4 separate regions of the Homo sapiens genome follow, and all the other regions are linked to region 1. A link is a loop called in an ENCODE intact Hi-C map of the cell type or tissue named here. Cell type or tissue: mammary epithelial cell. All regions are shown on one strand. Links, peaks and the distances in the headings refer to the core of each region. The heading gives the core; the rest is flanking DNA.

What was found. Hi-C counts contacts between places; a loop is a spot of excess contacts. Peaks named below come from ENCODE experiments on the same cell type or tissue, not always from the same donor. Only the 100,000 strongest peaks of a DNase experiment are listed, where the experiment ranks them.
Region 2: it touches region 1 in a loop (4-fold over the local background); 38 of 110 quality-filtered maps call a loop at or near these places.
Region 3: a loop joins it to region 1, with 8 times the contacts of the local background. A loop is called at or near these places in 15 of 110 quality-filtered maps.
Region 4: it touches region 1 in a loop (2.4-fold over the local background); 2 of 110 quality-filtered maps call a loop at or near these places.

The regions. Positions count from the first base shown.
Region 1 is chr14:35,212,162-35,217,746 of GRCh38, forward strand. All of the region lies in intron 5 of PRORP (protein only RNase P catalytic subunit), which reads left to right. The region is part of intron 5 of PRORP-PSMA6 (PRORP-PSMA6 readthrough); the gene reads left to right. Among named protein-coding and RNA genes, the nearest start is that of PSMA6, 77 kb to the right of the region's middle. In mammary epithelial cell, for the core only: a CTCF peak has its summit at 3,106 (motif pointing right); DNase peaks (open chromatin) are centred at 1,970 and 2,430; H3K27ac peaks cover 2,458 bases.
Region 2 is chr14:35,137,498-35,143,082 of GRCh38, forward strand. The region is part of intron 4 of PRORP (protein only RNase P catalytic subunit); the gene reads left to right. All of the region lies in intron 4 of PRORP-PSMA6 (PRORP-PSMA6 readthrough), which reads left to right. Among named protein-coding and RNA genes, the nearest start is that of PRORP, 18 kb to the left of the region's middle. In mammary epithelial cell, for the core only: a CTCF peak has its summit at 3,414 (motif pointing right); no DNase peak of the experiment used is centred there.
Region 3 is chr14:35,158,040-35,163,624 of GRCh38, forward strand. All of the region lies in intron 4 of PRORP (protein only RNase P catalytic subunit), which reads left to right. The region is part of intron 4 of PRORP-PSMA6 (PRORP-PSMA6 readthrough); the gene reads left to right. It also overlaps the pseudogene SEPTIN7P1. Among named protein-coding and RNA genes, the nearest start is that of PRORP, 38 kb to the left of the region's middle. RefSeq lists an enhancer at 1,904-2,198. In mammary epithelial cell, for the core only: no CTCF peak of the experiment used is centred there; DNase peaks (open chromatin) are centred at 2,112 and 3,412; H3K27ac peaks cover 2,808 bases.
Region 4 is chr14:35,037,333-35,042,917 of GRCh38, forward strand. No RefSeq gene overlaps it. Among named protein-coding and RNA genes, the nearest start is that of FAM177A1, 6.1 kb to the right of the region's middle. In mammary epithelial cell, for the core only: a CTCF peak has its summit at 3,389 (motif pointing right); no DNase peak of the experiment used is centred there.

The DNA.
Region 1 (5,585 bases), core at 453-5,452:
CTAATTCTAGTTCTCTTGCTGTTTCCACATCTGCAGCAACTTCCTCCACTGAATTTTTTAATCCCACCAAGCCATCCATGAGTATTGGAATCCACACCTTCCAAACTCCTGTTACTATTGGTATTTTGACCTCCTCCCATGAATCATGAATGTTCTTGCTGGCATGTGGAATAGTGACTCTTTTCCAGAAAGTTTTCAATTGATTTTGCTTAGATCCATCAGAGGAGTCACTATGGCAGCTATAGCCTTATGAAATGTATTTCTGAAATAATAAGATTTGAAAGTGTAAATTACTCCTTGAGCTATGGGCTTCAGAATGGATGTTGTGTTCACAGGCATGAAAACAGCATTCATCTCCTTGTATATCTCCATAAGAGCTCTTGGGTGACTAGGTGCATTGTCAATGAACAGTAATATTTTGAAAGGAATCTTTCTGAGCTCATTTTCTGGGCTTAAAATACTCAGTAAATCATGCTGGAAACAGATGTGCCATCATCCAGGCTTTGTTGTTCCGTTGATAAAGCACAGGCAGGGTAGATTTAGCATAATTCTTAAGGGCCCTAGGATTTTTGGACTGGTGAGTGAGCATTGGCTTCAACTTAAAGACAACAGCTACATTAGCCCTTACAAGAGAGTCAGCCTCTCCTTTGAAGCTTTGAAGCCAGGCATTGACTTCTCTTCTCTAGTTATGAAAGTCCTAGATGGCATCTTCTAATAGAAGGCTTTTTTGTCTCCATTGCCAATCTGTTGTTTAGTATAGCCACCTTTATCAATGATCTTAGCTAGGTCTTCGGAATAACTCACTGCAGCTTCTCCATCAGCACTTGCTACTTCGTCTTACACTTTTATGTCATGGAGATGCCTACTTTCTTTAAACCTCATGAGCCAACCTCTGCCAACTTCCAGCTTTTCTTCTGCAGCTTTCTTGCCTCTCTCAAACTTCATAGAATTGAAGAGAGTTTAGGGCCTTGCTCTGGATTACGTTTTGGTGTAAGGGCATGTTGTGGCTGGTTTTGTCTTCTACCCAGGCCACAAAAACTTCATCTCAGCAATAGGCTGTTTTGCTTTCTTTATCGTTTGCGTGTTCACTGGCATAACACTTTAAATTTCCTTCAAGAACTTTTCCTGGTTGGGCACGGTGGCTCATTCCTATAGTCCTAGCTTGGAAAGCTGGTGGGAGGATCACTTCAGCCCAGGAGTTCAAGGCTGCAGTGAGCTGTGATTGCACAACTGCACTCCAGTCTGCAGAGTGAGATCCTGTCTCCTTAAAAAAAATAAAATAAAAATAAAGGAAAAAAACCTTTTTCTTTGCATACACAACTTGGGTAACTGGCACAAAAGGCCTAGCTTTTGACCTGTCTTGGCTTTCAACATGCCCTCCTCACTAATCATCTGTAGATTTTTATTTAAGGTAGGAAATGTGCAACTCTTCCTTTCACTTTTGAACACTTAGTGGTCATCACAGGGTTAATTGGCCTAATTTTGATATTATTATGTCTTGGGGAAAGGGAAGAGAGGGAGAGAGATGGAAGAACAGCTGATGGGTGGAGCAGTCAGAACACACACAACATTTATCGATTAGATTCTCCATCTTACGTGAGTGTGGTTCATGGCACCCCAAAACAATTACAGTAGTAACATCCAAGATCACAGATCACTATGACAGATATAATAATAATGAAAAATTGGAAATATTGTGAGAAGTACCAAAATGTGACATAAAGACAAGAAGTGCTGTTGGAAAAATGGTACTAATAGACTTGCTAAACACAGGACTGCCACCAATCTTCAATTTGTAAAAAATGAATATCTGTAAAGTAATGTGCAATAAAATAATGTATACCTGTATCATATTCCCTGTGCATCTGCTTAGTACACTTTAAAGACTGTTAATGGTGATGATGATAAAAGCCACACATTCTTTATTCATCACTTGTCAGAATGTTCATTTGTTTATTTTAGTGAGTCATCCTTCAAATAAGAGGAAAACAGCATGTTCTTTCAAAGAATACTGTCTGGGAAGCAAGGGTACTTCTCAGATCTAGGAGCAGGAGAATGAGAAAAGCTGAAATGACAAGCCCTGTATTATTTTTGAAGAAGAGTTGTATTTTTTATGGGTAGCCATTTGTAAACCAGCCTAAATAATGAAATTGTAGGAGTTTAGAATAATATCCCAGTACATTAGGTCAATTATGTGGTCAGAAGCCCCAAACAAATATTGAGTGTATTCTCATATTACGATTTTGTTTTCTGAAGTTAAATGGAATGATTTATATGCTTATCTTCTGTTGCATCTTAAAAAGATGTATTATTAGTAGACAAATGCAGAGGTTGTGTGGTTATATAAGTTATCTATTACTCTGACTTCTTAAGCAGCAGGGCAAGAATGGACATGTTTTTCTAAAATAAGACTTTTCTCCATCTTACATGGGTGTGGTTCCTGGCACCCCAAAACAAAGCTGGGGCCGGGTGTGGTGGCTCACGCCTATAATCTCAACACTTTGTGAGGCTGAGGTGGGTGGATCATCTGAGGCCAGGAGTTCGAGACCAGCCTGGCCAACATGGCGAAACTGCATCTCTACTAAAAATACAAAAATTATCTGGGTGTGGTGGTGCACACCTGTAATCCCAGCTACTTGGGTGGCTGAGGCAAGAGAATCGCTTGAACCCAGGAGGCAGAGGTTTCAGTGAGCCGAGATCGTGCCACTGCACTCCAGCCTGGGCGACAGAGCGAGACTCCCATCTCAAAACAAAACAAAGGTGGGTGTCTTGAGTGCCTTTTGAGTATAGGCCTTCAGACTTTCTGAGGATTGGGAAAGCATTTTTTTTTAACCTTAAAATATTTATTGAATAAAGAATGGCAAGATCAGAAAAATAAGCTCTGGTTAGGATTTGATGTGGGGCTTCATTCTCAGCTCTGTTGCTACCTCCTTTTATGATCTTCGGTGGTCTCTTTTCCTGTTCAAACCCCAGTTTCCTTATTTATAAGGAGATAATGAGGAGACCAGACTTAATATTCTCTAAAGATTCTTTCAGCTCTAAAAACTTAATGATTCAAGCAGGTTGCCTGTGAAGAACAATGCATTTCTTCCAAAAGAGGGTGCTGTGGTATTTCTCAGTACTTTAGCATCTTCTTGAAAGGAACTGAACAATGGTAGAATCTCAGCTTAATTTTGTGTCTTCAGACTCCCAACCTTTGAGAAATAGTGTCTAATTCCTTCCTTTATTTAGATGAGGCGATATAAACCAATTCCTGATGTTACTGACACTTAAGTAAGTTTCAAAGAAAAAAATAAAAAATACACATAATTTTACCAGGCAAATATAGACAGTTTTGTCAGATGTGGTGGCTCCCAGCACTGCAGGAGGATCACTTGAGGCTGGTAATTTGAAACCAGCCTAAGCAACAAAGTGACCGTGACTCAAAAAAAAAAATTAAAAATTATCTGGGAATGGTGGCGTCTGCCTATAGTCCTAGCTGTTTTGTTGGCTTGGAGGCGGAAGGATTGCTTGAGCCCAGGAATTCCAGGTTTCAGTGAGCTATGATTGAGCAATTATTTCACCACTGCACTCCAGCCCAGGTGACAGAGTAAGACTCTATCTCTCTTTTTTTTTTTCTTGGGGGGACAGGGTCTCACCCTGTCGCCCAGACTAGAATGCAGTGGCATGATCTCGGCTCACCACAGCCTCCACCTCCTGGGTTCAAGCAATTCTCCTGCCTCAGCCTCCTGAGTAGTTTGGATTACAGGTGCCCACCACCACGCCTGGCTAATTTTTGTATTTTTAGTAGAGACCGGGTTTCACCACGTTGGCCAGCCTGGTCTTGAACTCCTGACCTCAAATGATCCACCTGCCTCGGCCTCCCAAAGTGCTGGGATTATAGGCATGAGCCACCGCACCCAACCGTAAGACTCTAGCTTTAAATATAAATTACATATATGTATATATTTATATTTATATATAATATATAATATATTTATATAATACATTTATATTAGAGAGAGAGAAGGAGAGAGAGAGATAGTTTTAACATTTTGATGTATTTTCACTCTTATTCAACTTCTTCCCATAAAATTGAGAAAATATATAAATTATGTGTGCGTGTGTGTCATTTTATTTGTTTTTGTCTTTTTCCTTTCTGGGTTTTTTTTGTTGTTGTTGTTGTTTTGACAAGGTCTTGTTCTGTTGCCCAGGCTGGAATAGAGTGGCATGATCACAGCCCACTGCATTCTCAACCTCCTGGGCTCAAGCAATCCTCCCGCCTCAGCCCCCAAGTAGCTGGGACCAGAGGCACGTGCCACCACACCTGGCTAATTTTTTTATTTTTAGTAGAGATGAGGTCTCACTAGGTTGTCCACACTGGTATATCACATTTTATTTATCCATTCATCAGTTGAGTTGTTCCTACTTTTTGGCTATCATGAATAATACTACTGTATGAACATTTTTGTGCCTGTTTTTGTGTTGACATGTGTTTTTATTTCTCTTTAGTATATATGTAGGAGTAGAATTGTCAGTTCATATAGTAATTCTTCTATTAGGTTTTTGAGAAACTGTCAGACTTTTTTCTCCAAAGGGCTGTACCATTCTACATTCTCACCAGCAGTATATAAAGGATCTAATTTCTCCATATCCTTGCTAGCACTTGTTGTTAACTGTCTTTTTTATTATAGTCGTACTAATAGGTGTGAAGTGGTATCGTAAGTGATTTTTGACTCGTGTTTCTCTGATGGCTAATGATGTTGAGCATCTTTTAATATGCTTATTAGCCATTTGTGTATAGTCTATGGAGAAATGTCCATTCAGATCCTTTGCCTATTTTAAAATTGGATTGATTTTCTTTTATTATTGAATTGTAAGAGTTCTTTATGCATTTTGGATATTAGGTCCTTCTCAGATATATATTTGCAAAATTTTCCCCCCATTCTGTTTTTGGCTTCACTTTCTTGAAGATGACTTTTGAAGCACAAAAGTTTTTAATTGTGATGATGTCCAATCTATTTTTTTTCTTTCATAACTTGTCTTTTTGGTTTTGTACCTTAAGAAACCATTGTCTAGGGTGGGCGCAGTGGCTCACGCCTGTAATCCCAGCACTTTGGGAGGCCAAGGTGGGCAGATCACCTGAGGTCAGGAGTTCTAGACCAGCCTTGCCAACATGGTGAAACCCCATCTCTACTGAAAATACAAAAATTAACCTGGCGTGGTGGCAGGCACCTGTAATCCCAGCTATTTGGGAGGCTAAGGCAGGAGAATCACTTGAACCTGGGAGGCAAAGGTTGAAGTGAACCAAGATTGTGTCACTGCACTCCGGCCTGGGTGACAGAGCAAGACTCTGTCTCAAAAAAAAAAAAAAAAAGAAAAGAAACCATTGTTTAATCCAAAGTAACAATGATTTACATCTTTTTTTCTAGGAGTTTTATAGTTTTACATTTAGGTTTTTTTTCTCTTTGAGTTGATTTTTGTACTTGGTATGAGTCCAACTTCACTTTTTGGTATATGGATATCTAGTTGTCCTGGCACTATTTGTTGAAAAGACTATTTTTCTCCTACTTGAATTATCTTGGTACCCTTCTTAAAAATGAATT
Region 2 (5,585 bases), core at 316-5,315, 75 kb before region 1:
GAGAGATGAGAGTCAAGTAGAGTACTAGAGAGAGTGGGGAAGGTTTGGAATGGTTCTTGAGGGGATGTCAAGATGCTAACTCAAGGCAGAAGGATTATGGCAGAGGGTGGGTGCTGAGGTTTGAATCTGTGAATCTGTAGACATTACTCTGTGTGATTGTGTGATTTAATATATTTCCAACAGAGCTTGGCTCACCAAGAGCAGAGGTAGTAAAGACAAAGGGTAGCGTTGGTCCAGAGTTTGGGTTTTGTTGGTTAGATGTGGCACATGATAGAGAGCAAGAGAAGGCGATTCTGACAAAGTAGTTAACATGGTCTGCATGGGGTCCAGGCCAGATAGGAAAGGGAGGAAGGCCAAAGAGCACTATATGAGAGGATTCCAGGGACTGGTTGTCTCTTCGTGCATGTACATGTGTGTGTTGGTTTTGTTTTGGTTGGTTGGTTGTTTTTTTTCCTCACCATTTGTATTAATTTGCTAAAGCTGCTATTGCAAATACCACAAACCAGGTGGCTTTAACAGCAGAAATTCATTTTCTCACCATTCTGGATTCTAGAAGTCCAAGATCAAGGTGTTGTCAGCTTTGGTTTCTCTTGATCCCTCTCTCTTTGGCTTGCCGATGGCTACCTTCTTGTGGTATCTTCACATGGCCTTCCTCTGGTGTATTCCTGGTATCATCTTTGTATGTACAAATTTCCTCTTATAAGGACACCCATCAGATTTGATTAGGGCCCATCCTTATGACCTTATTTTACCTTAATTACCTCTTTAAAGGCCTATCTCCAAATACAGTCACATTCTGAAATACTATGGGCTGAGACTTCAACATATGAATTTGGTGAGTGGACACAAGTCAGTCCGTAATACCGTTCATTGTAAATATGCGTTAATAAAACTATATTATATTCAGCATTTTAAATTATTTTGTGTTAGGAACATTAGAAACATCTAGTTGACAAATAGCTGGATCTGCCTTCAATGTTGCTTTCTAAAGCTTGCTTATAATTTGAGAATATGAGGTATAAACCAAGGAATAATTATTAAAGGAATAAATTATTAAATAATTATTAAATTATTAAATCTACTTAAAAAAATTTTGCCAACTGACCTCCATAAACACCTAAAATGAGCATTATAAAAGTTATTTTAGGCTTATATGTTTTCCCCAAATAGTACTGTTGTTCAAAACAAAGTAAATTAGATGACACCCTCTAATGTAGCGGCTTTCAACTGTGGCTGCTGGTTAGAATACTTGGGAAGTGTTTAAAACTGCTACCTGGACCTCAGCCACTAAAGATATTGATTTTTTTTTTTTAGACGGAGTCTCCCTCTGTCGCTCAGGCTGGAGTACAGTGGTGCCATCTGGGCTCACTGCACCCTCTGTCTCCTGGGTTCACATGAGTCTCCTGCCTCAGCCTCCCGAGTGGCTGGGACTACAGGTGCATACCACCATGCCTGGCTAATTTTTGTATTTTTTGTAGAGACGGGGTTTTACCATGTTGGCTAGGCTGGTGTCGAACTCCTGACCAAAAGTGATCCACCCACCTCAGCCTCCCGAAGTGCTGGGATTACAGGCATGAGCCGCCATGCCCGGCCAAAGATACTGATTTTTCATACAAGTCCTTTTGGTTTTGTTGTTAAAATTAGAGATAGGGTCTCACTGTGTTGCTCAGGCTGGTCTTGAGCTCCTGGGCTCAAGTGATTCTCCTGCCTTGGCCTCCTAAGGTTCTGGGATTACAGGTGTGAGCCACCGTGCCCAGGAATATTTTGATTTTTCAACTATAGTTTTATTGCAGTATATTTGACATACAGTAAACAGCAGATATTTAAAGTGTACAACTTTATGAGTTTTGTCATATGTATATACCTGTGGAACTGTCACTGCAATCAAGATAATGAACATATGGATCACCCCCAAAAGTTTCCTCATGCCATTTTGTAATGACTCCCTTGCCCTGCCATCCCCAGGCAACCACTATGGAATCATACAATATATACTTTTTTTTTTGGTCTGATTTGTTTTATTCAGCATAATCATTTTGAGATTTCATCCTTGTTTTGTGTCTCAATCATTCTTTCATTTTTATAATTGAGTAGTATTCCATTGTGTGACTATTTTACAATTTGTACATTTGTTGATGGACATTTAGGTTATTTCCAGTTTGGTGCTGTTATAAATAAAGCTGATTAGAACAGTCTTGAACAAGTCTTTGTGCTTTTGTTATTGTTTCCTAGGGCTGCCCTAACAAATTACCACAAACTGGGTAGCTTCAAATGACAGATATTTACTCTCTCACAATTCTGGAGGCTAGAAATCTGAAATCAAGATGTTGGCAAGGTCATGCTCCTTTTGAAGGATCCAGGGAAGAATCCTTCCTTCTCTTTCCTACCTTCAGAAGCCAGATCCTGGCAATTGATGGTGTTCCTTGGCTTTTAGCTGCATCACTCCATTCTCTGCGTCTGTCTTCATGTGGCCTTTGTGTGTGTGTATCTCTGTGTGCCATCTCTTCCTCTTATAAGGCTACAAGTTATGGGATTTAGAGCCCACCCTAATCTAGCATGACCTTGTCTTATTTCATTTACAAAGACCCTCTTTCTACATTCACATTCTGTGTTTCCTGCTAGACATAAATTTTGAGGTTACACTATTCAACCTACTACAGCTTTTTTTTTCTCTTGGGTAACTCTCTTAGGACTGGAATGGTTTGGTCTTATGGTAGATGTCTTATGGTAGATATGTGTGTGTGTGTGTCGCTTTTTCAGAAACTGCCCAACTGTTTTCCAGAGTGGTTGTACCATTTTACATTTCCACCAGCAGAGTATGAGGGCTATAGTAGCCCCACATCCTGGCTGATGCTTAGTATGGTTAAGGTTAGTCTCTTTACTGTTCTAATAGGTATGAAGTGGTATCTCATTGTGATTTTAATTTAGATTTTCCTAATGACTAATGTTGTTGAGCATCTTTTTATATGCTTAATTGCCATCCATATATCTTTGGTATAATATTTATTTGTTCAGATTTTTTGCCTATTTTAAAAATTGGATTGTTTCATTATTGAGTTGTAAGAACTGTTTCTATATTCTAGATACAAGTCCTAAGTCCAATATATTTTACAAATATTTTCTGTCAGTCTGTGGTTGACTTTCATTTCATAACATGGAGATTCTGATTTAATTGCTTTGGCTTGGTGGGGTCCAGGTATTAGGATTTTCAAAAGCTTCCAGGTGATTTTAAAGTGCAGCTAGAATCAAGGACAATTGCTTCTAATGTGAGATTTTGAGGAAACTTAAAGTATGGCAGCTTCTTTTCTGTTGAATAGTTTTGGGAGAAAAATCTCAGTTATTATATAAGGTAATTTTTTAGCTTTTCTGTTTTAAACATTTGTTTACTGTAATTAGACAACATAGCCAGCAGATGGCAATAATGTAACATATAAAAATTATTCTAGGTATGACCAAGTCCATCAGGTTAAAGGATTTGTTGAACTTTTTAAAATATTAAACTGAAAGATATCTGTCATTTCTGTGTAAGTCAGATTAGTGATAGTAGGTAGAGAAAAGAGTGGTATATGTGAATTTTAAGTGAACAAAGCAGAATTCCAAATAATTTGCATCTACTGATTTAACTACTGACACTAATTGAGTGGGCATCAGTGAAGGTCAAAAAGTGAATTTGGAGCTATGCGCATAGTGTTACTTTAATGTTAATTAGGTTTTTTTCTTATTTTCCTTCCTTCTTTTTCTTTTTTTTTTTGTTTTTGTTTGTTTGTTTTGTTTTGTTTTTTGAGACAAGTTCTTACTATTCACCCAGGCTGGAATACAGTGGCATGATCATAACTCACTGCAGCCTTGAACTCCTGGGCTGAAGTAATCCTCCTGCCTCATCCTCCTGGGTAGCTAGGATTCAGGTGTGTACCATCACATCTGGCTAATTTTTTTATTTTAATTTTTTCTGTAGAGACGGGGTCTCACTATGTTGCCTAGGCTGGTCTTGAACTCCTGGCTTCTAGTGGTCCTCCCACCTTGGCCTCCCAAAGTGCTGAGATTTCAGGTGTGAGCTACTATGCCTAGACATGGTTCTTGATAATAACATTAAATTACAGTCAGATTTTTTATATTCAACTACAAAGATAATAATTCTTTAATATTTTCATTAGAGAAAATTTCAAACATAATCAAAAAGAGACTAACATAATGGACCCCCATCCTCCATGATTATTAACTCATGACCACTTTTTTTTTGACAGGGTCTTGCTCTGTCACCTAAGCTGGAGTGCAGTGGCACAATCACGGCTCACTGCAGCTGAGACCTCCTGGGCTCAAGTGATCCTCCCACCTCAGCCTCATGAGTAGCTGGGACTACAGGCATGTGGCACAACACCTGGGCAATTTTTTTTTTTTAAGACGGAGTGTTGCTGTTGTTGCCCAGGCTGGAGTGCAATGGCACGATTTCGGCTCACTGCAACCTCTGCCTCCTGGGTTCAAACGATTCTCCTGCCTCAGCCTCCTGAGTAGCTGGGATTACAGGTGCCTGCAACCACGCCCAGCTAATTTTTGTATTTTTAGTGGAGACAGGGTTTCACCATGTTGGCCAGGCTGGTCTTGAACTCCTGACCTCAGCTGATCCATCCGCCTCGGCCTCCTAAAGTGCTGGGATTACAGGCGTGAGCCACCGCGCCCAGCCTTAATTTATTATCTTATGTAGAGATGGAGTCTCATTATGTTGCCAAGGCTGGTGTTGAACTCCTGGGCTCAAGCATTCCTCCCACCTCAGCCTCCCAAAGTGCTGGGATAATAAGTGTGAGCCACCACACCTGGAAGCTCATCCTGTAAATTATAAATTCATTGCTTTTTTTTTTTTTTTTTTCCAAGAGATGACGCCTTGCTCTTTTGCCCAAGCTGGGGTGCAATGGTGTGATCATAGCTCACTGCAGCAATGAACTCCTGGGCTGGAGCAATCCTCCCACCTCAACTTCCCAAGTAGCTAGGACTTACAGGTGCATGCCACCCTGCCCTGCTAATTTTTAAATTAAAAAAAAAAAAATTTTAGATAGGGTAGAGATGGCATTGGGCTTGGTGGCTCACACCTGTAATCCTAGCACTTTGGGAGGCCGAGGTGGGTGGATTGCCTGAGCTCAGAAGTTTGAGACTAGCCTGGACAACATGGCAAAACCCGTTCTCTAATAAAAATACAAAAAATTAGCTGGGCATAGTGGCTCATGCCTGTAGTCCTAGCTACTCGGGAGGCTGAGGCAGGAGAATTGCTTGAACCCAGGAAGCTGAGGTTGCAGTGAGCTGAGATCGCGCCACTGCATTCCAGCAGCCTAGGTGACAGAGTGAGACTCTTGTCTCAAAAAAAAAAAAATTGTAAAGATGGGATCTCACTATGTGGTCCAGGCTGGTCTTGATGCCCTGAGCTCAAGTGATCCTCTTGCCTTGGCTTCCCGAAGTGCTGGGATTACAGGCATAAGCCACCATGCTTGGCCTAAATTCTCTCTTAAACAGCTTTCTTTGTTTTCTTGTTGTAAAAAGTACTTCTTTGTAAAGCTATATTTTTCGTGTACTTTAAGAAATACTTTAGAATTGCA
Region 3 (5,585 bases), core at 226-5,225, 54 kb before region 1:
TTTTCATTTGCTCATGGCACTGCCATTGGAGCTCAACTTCAGAGTCCTTCAGTTTTTGAACTTTTTTTTTTTACCTTCATTTCAAACACCTGCTCCATTTCCAGCTCCGTCTTCTTCATTTTAGCTACATGCTCCCTTCTTTCTTCTTCCATTTGTGCCAGAAGGCTCTTAGTAAGCCCTTATTTGTTATCAACTCCATTATAAGTCACAACTGCCAGTTTTCTCCTTTCATAGTGGGCATTTAGTAACATCTTTCAAATCGTGCATATGTGTTATCAACATATTTCTTAGAATTGTAAAAACAATGTTCACCATTTTCAACTTTACCAACACCCCAAGGATACTGCCTTCCCCTAACCCTTTTGCCATTAAGTTCAATGATATAGTATTACTACCTACCTAAGCAAGAGGTAAATGGTCCTTCTTCTTTTTAACAAGCTTGTTGTCTTCTTCACCTGTTTCTGGAAATTTATATATTTTAAGTTCTTAGATTTCTTTCATTATCTGTTTTAAAGTTATTATCTGGTTTAATTCCATGTCCTGAAGGAGCAGTGAAGTATAAACCCGGCACCCTGTTATCAGGCATCTGAAATCTGTTCACTTGTGATTCTGCATTTAGGTAGTCCACAGATTTACTATCAATGTAGTTGATGACGAGCTGCCAGCAATTACTATTATCTACTGCATCTCCAAATCCTATTTGGTATCAACTATTGTGAGCAGCAACTTAACACTACCTTCCTTGATTAAAACTTTGGATTGTTCCTCCTGTACAGTCTTTTTAGTAATAATTCTATGAGAAAGACTTGGATATTCTGGAGAATGCAAATCTATGAGGAATCATGAGTTGATTAATGTTGTCTTTCCTGGATTTCCCACCACCGTAAGTGTGAATTCAAACGTTCTCTTCACTGATTCTCTGGATACTTGATTTGGGAGATTGGCAAATCCCACACATTTCCATCATTCCAGTCGTCCAGATTCCAACAGAAGAAATCCACAGAAGAACCACGGTGCTGCTGTTGACGCTCCTCTCCTAATCAGCAGTGGATCTCGCACTCCAGGTCATTCTTTTCAAAACACTGATGTAATCCTATTACTCCCCTGCCTCAAAACCTTCAGCAGTTTCCCATTCCTGCCCTGCAAGTAATTCCTCCAGTTTGGTCGCAGCCTACTTTTCAGGCCTCATTGCTTGCCACTCTCCTCTACAGACACGTGCGTCAGCCAGTGCCAGCTAATTAGTGGCTCTAGACTGCTTTGTGTTTTCTTCCTCTTCTTTTTCCCCTCATCTAAAATATACTTCTACCTCCAAATCCTGTTTTTCCTTCGTGACTATCTCAGTCCCTTTTCTGTCACACAACCTTTTTTGACCCCTGTAGTCTGCATTTATCTTTTCTTCCTTTGAACTTGTAGCATTTATTAACCCTGGCACACATCTGGCTATTGATCCTATACTATGTGTTCTTTTTTTAGTGTTGTTTAGTTTTTCATATCAGTATCTATTGTTATTTCAACCAGATTAGAAACTCTGAGGGACAGGACACCCTTTTTCCTATTTTCCACAATGCTTGGCATCCAGTAGGTGTGTAATAAATACAGTTATTTATACATTAAATAATCCAGTGCTTACATTTATTATGTCATAGCTACCATTTCAGTTAATCTTTACAATAACTTTGAGGGAATGAGTATTTTCTCTCCTTGACAAATGAGGAAACTGAGGCTCAGAAAAGTTCGGTAACTTGCTGAAACCACACAGGTTAAGTGATGAAGTCAGGATTCAGACCCACATCTTTGGACTCAGTAACACTTGCTGTTTAACCATACTGGTAATTCTGCCTCCTTATGAGACTGGTGTATGTTTTCTGAGGATGGGAAATTACCTAACACTTAGCTTACTATTATTTGCTTGATAATGGCAGAAGAAAAGGTGTGCAAACCTGGATTCGTAGTGATTCCTAGCAGGAATAATGAAACAGATTCAAACTGTGCCAAAGTTCACAGGAAAATAGAATTTCCCTTAATCTCGTTGATTACTGGTGGAATGACTCATCTTCCAGTTGTACGTTGCTCTTGAGTTACTCAGATATTTGTATAAGTTAGACAGCGGAGGGAAAACCACTGATGAGATGTACAAGACACGTCATTTGAGCTGATGAATGTTCCTGGGATATCCCCAAGATTTCTACCTGAGTATTCCTGCCTGTCCTATTTACTGTTGGACTCTTTCACCTTTTGGTTTTCTTTCAGAGTAAAATCACTTCCCATTTCCTTTCTGCTTTCCACTTGGATAACTTTCACAGGCTACTCTGTTACTACTGCAGTGCACAAAGATTTACTGTCTACATATTTAACATTAGTCAGATTTACTGTTGAATTTATGCACTAGAAATTTCAGGAATTTAAATTTTTCCTTTTTCATTCTCTTCTCTGCTTCCGATTTTTTTCACTAAAAGAGGACAAAAATTGCCCAAACTATTTTCTTTTTTTAAAAAATTAGCAATAGAATTGAGTATAGATGGTAGTAAATTCTGCTTCATTTCTGTGGGAACATTGAAAACTTGATGGCTTCTGCAAGTGACTGATAAATTGTTTCTGCTTTATAAAGAAAGGAAACAGCTCATTCAACTCAATGAAGTCATTAGTAAACTGGGAATTAGAAATAAAGATTCTGTATTTTTTTGTTGTCATTAATTTGGTCTTTCTGTCTGCATCTGTTTTCTCACAAGTTTGTTTTGAGGATAGATCAGAAGACATATGCACATTGTAAAGCATAAAGTAATCCTTAAGGATGCACTACAGGCAATCCTCAGCCAAAAAACATGATTTATGAACCATGCATACATGCATACTACAAAGGGATCGATCTTACCTCAGTCTAGTGCCCTTTGAAGGCGACAAGCTAAATGGTCTTTTTGGCCCCTGAATCAGAATACCTGGAAACAACTGAAATGTAGACATATTTTTCTTATACATGTGGAAGCAGTTAGGTTATGGGTCCTTTCAGGGATTCATCTACTCTACTGCCATGTGAAGACCGGAGCCCATTTCTCAGTCAGGAACAGGAAGCAGGCAAAGTTACTTTCCTGGTATCCAGTGTTAAAACCCAAAGAGTTATAAATGTTGACAAACTATTGGTAAAACTTGTGGTATTATTATTTACCTAAAGCACATACAGGGGCTTTTATAGTATAGACTTTTTACAGTCAAATCATTTAATTTTCTTGAGTCCTTACAATAGCCCTTCGAAGTATGTGTTAATAACCCCACTTTATTCCTGAGGAACGTAAGGCCCAGAGAAGTGAAGCGATTTGATCGGTGAAGGGGCTTAAATTTTCTACACATTTCCTTCCAAGGACGAAGGGAAGTTAGACACTGTGTTGGCACTTTAGAGCAGATTCTGGGTTAGGTGTGAAGCAGAGGGGATTTCCAGGGTGTGTAAGCATGGACAAACTCCTTGAATGAAAGCAGAATTTTTTCTTTTTTTAAAGTAGTTAACAGCATTTTGGGGTTTGCAGGACTCAGGCTGTGTTACTGCCTTTTTTATTTTTTGGCCTGATTTGTTTCTTTCTAATTTGGGAGCAAGATTTTATAATTAAAAATATATTGCCTTTTGCCCTTTCTTTGAGCTATTCTCCATAAATCTGTAAGAATATGATATGAAAAGGAAGAAGAGTGGGATTAAAAATAATATAGCTGATTCTGTCTAGAAATTTAATTTCTAAACTATCTTTACCTGAGTTAGATCTATTTCTCCAAAGATCAGTCAAGATTTAAGAAATAACTTTAAACTTGTAAGTAAATTCTTTTCTATCTGGAATTTACAGGATAATGTATTAATACTTGGAAATGATACCTAACTGCTAGGGAGCATGCATCTTTAGCTCATGATTCTAGATGATTGAGAATTTTTTAGGGAAACTTTTTCAGTCCTTCATCTAGTTGATAGTGGGCTATCATTTTATATTTCTAGATTGAAAAATAGGTTATCTTCTTTCTCCTTCCTCTCTCTCCTCTTCCCCTTCTCTTTTTTCTTCTTTCTAGCTGTATGGAATGACCATAATTTAATTATTCATTGAGTCTCCTATTAACGAGTATTTAACTTGTTTCAAATCTTTCACTATTACAAAAGTGTCACAGTGAATCATCTTACACATTTGTAATTTCTCACATATTCCAAGATAGATATAAGATAGATTCCCACAAATTGAATTGCTAGCACAATGGAGACATATTAATTTTGATTGGCCTTCATGGAAATTTTAACAGTATATACTGTGATCAGCAAAATATGAGAATTCTTTCTCCGCACCTTGAAGATTCAGTGTGTTATCAAACATTTTGATCTTTGCCTATATGAAGTAAAAAAATAAAATTGCAGTATAGGATTAATTTACAATTTTCTTGGAGTGTGGTGGAGCATATTTTCATAGGTTTAAGAGGCACTTATATTTATTTTCTGCAAACTGCTCCTGTCTTGTCTGTTTTTTGAGTTATTGACTGTTTTCATATTAATTTTAGGAGCTCTTTATTTGAAAAATCATCTGTGATTTAAATTACAATTTTTGAGGCTTATTTTTTTTCTCTATGTATACTTTAAAATATTCGAATTTGTCAGACTTTCCTTTTATGGCTCCTGGGTTTCATATTTAGAAAGATTTTTTCTGTTGCAAGGTTATTGAAAAGCCAACAAACACAAAAAACTTCCTTTTGCTCCCTTCACTTTTGTTGTTTTTCTCTAAATTTTTCATCCATTTGGAATTTTTTTCTGATGTGAGGTATAGTTCCAACTTAATTTCCTCCCCAGCTAATTAGCCAATTGTGTCAACATCATTTAACAACCCATATTTTACCCCACTAGGGATAAAGCGGGATGTTACTTTTAGCATATACCAAATTCTTCATATAAATATTTAGGTCTCTTTTTGGACTTTCTGTTCTGATTCACTAATCTGCATTCCTAACAGTATGACACTATTTTGATTATTGTAGTTTTATGATATATCTAATATCTATTAGAGCTAATTTTTATAACTTGGGTTCTGGCACTTTCTTTAATAAACTTACCAGAGGTAAATATTATAGGCCTCTGATAAAATGTATTAATAATGCTCCCTGGGGCAAAATCATGTTTTATATATGTGACAGAGTCCTATTACCCGTGGCTTTTAAGCGTTTTTTAACACAACACAGATACAATATACATTTTATGTAATAATACATTTATAAATGAAAAAAAATGTATACATAAAAAAATTATGTACTCTTGCTGTATTTGTTGCACTCTATTTTAGTTCTGTTTATTTCTCCCTGAAATGCTGGTTGCAACTGTATTAAATTGATCTCATGACCTAGTAAGGTGTTGTGACCTGCAGTTAAAAAAACACCTTATTATTTGATGTTGTAATCATAGCCATTCTAACTGGTTTGAGATGGCATCTTATTGTGCTTTTAATCTGCATTTCTCTGATGATTAGTGATATTGAGCATTTTTTCATATGTTTATTAGCCACTTGTATGCCTTCTTTTGAGAAGTGTCTGTTCATGTCTTTTGCCTGTTTTTTAATGGGGTTATTTGTTTTTTG
Region 4 (5,585 bases), core at 421-5,420, 170 kb before region 1:
GAAACCCTGTCTCTACTAAAAATACAAAAATTAGCCAGGTGTGGTGGCATGCGCCTGTAGTCCCAGGTACTTGGGAGGCTGAGGCAGGAGAATTGCTTGAACCTGGAAAGTGGAGGTTGTGGTGAGCCAAGACTGTGCCACTGCACTCCAGCCTGGGGGACACAGTGAGACTCTGTCTCAAAAAAAATAAAAAAATAAAAATAAAAAGAGAGATGGGTTTTCACCATGTTGGCCAGGCTGGTCTCAAACTCCTGACCTCAAGTGATCCACCTGCCTCGGCCTCCCAGAATGCTAGGATTACAGGCGTGACCCACTGTGCCCAGCCAATTTTTAAATTTTTTGTGGAGACAAGGTCTCACTGTGTTACCCAGGCTGGTCTTGAACTCCCGGGCTCAAGTGATCCTCCTGCCTTGGCCTCCCAGAAGTGCTGGCATTACAGGCGTAAGCTACGCTGCCCAGACAGAAATTAATGATTTAAATGTGATAGATGTCAGTGTTCTGAAAGTATCATATTTAATGGTATATAAGATACAAAGGTATGTATATGCCCAGTGCGTCACAATTTTCTGGAGAAATTTTTTAGAAAAAATTAAATTCTTTTTATCATGTAATGTGTGTTATATAAACCATTATTTTGTTAAAGTAAATACAGTATGTTACAATGTGAGAGTAAGTCCTAAGTTCTAATATGCAGTAATAATGTACTAATATTATTAGTAATGTGAAATATAGTACCACATAACTAAAAAGAAATATAATGTTATACATGAATACTGATAAACAGGTGGCAACAAAACCAGGAAATTTGCTGGAGCTAAAGCCCCATAATATGCATATTAATGTAACAGTAAAATTAATATGTTAGTATTTTAGTGAATTTAGGAAATCTAAACAGCAAATCATAATATAAAATAAATTTGAATGAATTTATTTTACAGGTAGCTCTGGTACATATACACATACAAGCAAATATTTCAGTAAAAAATGGAACAAAGTATTGAAAATTAAAATGTGAAGGAATTTCAACTTGATGCTTATGTAGAGTAAAATATTTTAGTATTTGAATACAGAGAGCAGCCAGAGAATTTGAATGAGGTCTAACAAAAACAACCATGTCAGTGAGAATCATGGTTAAATAACAATATAATTACTGATCCTCCTCAAGACTTACGAATAGAGCGCCGCCCGGGAGGCAGCGGCTGGAGGAGCGGACGGGCCCCGCGGGGCCCGAGGGCAAGGAGCAGCCGCCTGCCTTGGCCTCCCAAAGTGCCGAGATTGCAGCCTCTGCCCGGCCGCCACCCCGTCTGGGAAGTGAGGAGTGTCTCTGCCTGGCCGCCCATCGTCTGGGATGTGAGGAGCCCCTCTGCCTGGCTGCCCAGTCTGGAAAGTGAGGAGCGTCTCCGCCCGGCCGCCATCCCATCTAGGAAGTGAGGAGCGCCTCTTCCCAGCCGCCATCACATCTAGGAAGTGAGGAGCGTCTCTGCCCGGCCGCCCATCGTCTGAGATGTGGGGAGCGCCTCTGCCCCGCCGCCCCATCTGGGATGTGAGGAGCGCCTCTGCCCGGCCGAGACCCCGTCTGGGAGGTGAGGAGCGTCTCTGCCCGGCCGCCCCGTCTGAGAAGTGAGGAGACCCTCTGCCTGGCAACCGCCCCGTCTGAGAAGTGAGGAGCCTCTCCGCCCGGCAGCCACCCCGTCTGGGAAGTGAGGAGCGTCTCTGCCGGGCAGCCACCCCGTCCGGGAGGGAGGTGGGGGGGGTCAGCCCCCCACCTGGCCAGCCGCCCCATCCGGGAGGGAGGTGGGGGGTCAGCCCCCCCGCCCGGCCAGCCGTGCCGTCCGGGAGGGAGGTGGGGGGGTCAGCCCCCCGCCTGGCCAGCCGTGCCGTCCGGGAGGGAGGTGGGGGGGTCAGCCCCCCGCCCGGCTAGCCGCCCCGTCCGGGAGGTGAGGGGCACCTCTGCCCGGCCGCCCCTACTGGGAAGTGAGGAGCCCCTCTGCCCGGCCAGCCGCCCCGTCCGGGAGGGAGGTGGGGGGGGTCAGCCCCCCGCCCGGCCAGCCGCCCCGTCCGGGAGGGAGGTGGGGGGGTCGGCCCCCCGCCCGGCCAGCCGCCCCGTCCGGGAGGGAGGTGGGGGGGGGTCAGCCCCCCCGCCCAGCCAGCCGCCCTGTCCGGGAGGTGAGGGGCGCCTCTGCCCGGCCGCCCCTACTGGGAAGTGAGGAGCCCCTCTGCCCGGCCAGCCGCCCCGTCCGGGAGGGAGGTGGGGGGGTCGGCCCCCCGCCCGGCCAGCCGCCCCGTCCGGGAGGGAGGTGGGGGGGGGTCGGCCCCCCTGCCTGGCCAGCCGCCCCGTCCGGGAGGTGAGGGGCGCCTCTGCCCGGCCGCCCCTACTGGGAAGTGAGGAGCCCCTCTGCCCGGCCACCACCCCGTCTGGGAGGTGTGCCCAACAGCTCATTGAGAACGGGCCAGGATGACAATGGCGGCTTTGTGGAATAGAAAGGCGGGAAAGGTGGGGAAAAGATTGAGAAATCGGATGGTTGCCGTGTCTGTGTAGAAAGAAGTAGACATGGGAGACTTTTCATTTTGTTCTGCACTAAGAAAAATTCCTCTGCCTTGGGATCCTGTTGATCTGTGACCTTACCCCCAACCCTGTGCTCTCTGAAACATGTGCTGTGTCCACTCAGGGTTAAATGGATTAAGGGCGGTGCAAGATGTGCTTTGTTAAACAGATGCTTGAAGGCAGCATGCTCGTTAAGAGTCATCACCAATCCCTAATCTCAAGTAATCAGGGACACAAACACTGCGGAAGGCCGCAGGGTCCTCTGCCTAGGAAAACCAGAGACCTTTGTTCACTTGTTTATCTGCTGACCTTCCCTCCACTATTGTCCCATGACCCTGCCAAATCCCCCTCTGTGAGAAACACCCAAGAATTATCAATTAAAAAATAAATTTAAAAAAAAAATACAAAAAAAAAAAAAAAAAAAAAGACTTACGAATAGTTATTGATAAATGAATAGCTATTGGTAAAGCCAAGTAAATGATCATATTCAAAACCAGAAGGCCATCATCACAGCTCAAGTCTACATGATTTGATCTCTTTATCATTGTCATTCTTTGGATTCACTAGATTAGTCATCATCCTCAAAATTCTGCCCCAAGTTCTAATTACGTTCCAAACATTTAGGGGTTACATGAAGCTTGAACCTACTACCTTCTTTGCTTTTGAGCCATGAGTTGTAGGAATGATGAGTTTACACCTTACATGCTGGGGATTAATTTAAACTTTACCTCTAAGTCAGTTGGGTAGCCTTTGGCTTATTTTTGTAGCTAATTTTGTAGTTAATGGATGCACTGTGAATCTTGCTATGATAGTTTTCCTCCACACTTTGCCACTAGGGGTAGGTAGGTACTCAGTTTTCAGTAATTGCTTACCTAAGACCCTAAGCCCTATTTCTCTTGTACTGGCCTTTATCTGTAATATGGGCATATTTAATACAATATAATTTTTGGAGTTTTTTTGTTTGTTTGTTTGTTTGTTTTTTTGAGACGGAGTCTTGCTCTGTCGCCCAGGCTGGAGTGCAGTGGTGCCATCTCGGCTCACTGCAAGCTCCACCTCCCGAGTTCACGCCATTTTCCTGCCTCAGCCTCCCGAGTAGCTGGGACTACAGGCGCCCGCCACCATGCCCGGCTAATTTTTTGTATTTTTGGTAGAGACGGGGTTTCACCGTGTTAGCCAGAATGGTCTCGATCTCCTGACTTCGTGATCCACCCGCCTCGGCCTCCCAAAGTTCTGGGATTACAGGTGTGAGCCACCGCACCTGGCCAATTTTTGGAGTCTTTTAAAGTAAAAATATGTCTTGTAAGCTGGTAACTATGGTACATTTCCTTTTATTAATGTGGTGCTGACGGTCATATAGGTTCTTTTGAGTTTGGCATGCATATGCTACTTTTTGCAGTCCTTTCATTACATTTTTCTCTCTTCATTTGAAGAGCATGTTATATCTTTTAGCTTCACTTGGCTTAAAAGGTTCTCTCATTAGCCTAACACAGTGCATTGTTGGTACCACTTGGATCATAAGTGGAAAAACAGTCAAGAAATTGCACAGTAATACTTGTTTGTAAGAGGGATGATTCAGGTGAATCTGACACTAAGAAACTCCCCTACCTGAGGTCTGAGATTCCTCTGACATTGCTGTATATAGGCTTTTCCTTTGCAGCCTGTGACTGCGGACTATTTTTCTTAAGCAAGATATGCTAAAGTTTTGTGAGCCTTTTTCCAGAGAGAGGTCTCATATCTGCATCAAGTGAGAACATATAATGTCTGCATGTTTCCATATTTCAGGAATGTTTGCTTGTGTTTTATGCTTTTATATAGACAGGGAAACTTGTTCCTCAGTGACCCAAAAGAGGTGGGAATTGTTATTGGATATCATCATTGGCCCACGCTTTCTGACCTTGGGAAATCAATTAAGGGGTTCATAATCTCAATTCTGTCAGAATTGGTACAAGAAATAGCTGCATGTTTCTTGACATTCCACTTGGTAGGAAATAAGAATGTGAAACTCTTCAGTTGGTGTGTGTCCCTTGTTTTTTTGCAATTTCCTTCTTACTGTGTTAAAAAAAAGTATGATCTTGCTCTGAGAGGTGAGGCATTCTTAATCATGATCTTTAAAGATCAATAATATAATCCTTTCAAGGATTATGTCTTTATTATAATAAAGATAATTTGTCTTTAACAGAATCAATAATATAATCCCTTAAAGGATTATATCTTTGCTGGGCGCAGTGGCTCACACCTGTAATCCCAGCACTTTGGGTGGCCAAGGTGGAAGGATCACCAGGTCAGGAGTTCGAGACCAGTCTGGCCAACATAGTGAAACCCCATCTCTATTAAAAGTACAAAAAATAAGCTGGGTGTGGTGGTGTGCGCCTGTAATCCCAGCTACTCGGGAAGCTGAGGCAGGAGAATCACGTGAAGCCGGGAGGTGGAGGTTGCATTGAGCCAAGATCGTGCCATTGCACTCCAGCTCAGGTGACAGTGCAAGACTCTGTCTAAAAAAAAAAAGGATTATATCTTTATATTTGTTATAGATTCTTATCAGAAGACACTCAGGGTTCTACAGATTTTAGATGAAGATGCACAGCTCTCCAACATTAAAATTACTGAGTCTAGCATAGTGTGCAAAGAAAGCTAGTTATTTTATGCCTAATACCATACAGAAAATTCTAGGCCGGGCATGGTGGCTCACACCCGTAATTCCAGCACTTTGGAAGGCTGAGGCGGGTGGATCACTTGAGGCCAGGAGTTTGAGACCAGCCTGGCCAACATAGTGAAACCCCTTTCTGGGAAAATACAAAAATTAGCTGGGTGTGGTGATGTGTGCCTGTAGTCCCAGCTTGGGACCCGAGGTGGGAGGATGACTTGAGCCTAGGAGATCGAGGCTGCAGTAAACCAAGAGCACGCCACTGCAATCCAGCCTGGCTGACAGAGTGAGACTGTCTCAAAAAAAAAAAAAAGAAAATTTTGGTGATTGGATATCACTGGTATATTCTCACCACACACACACACACACACACAGACACACACACACACAAAATGA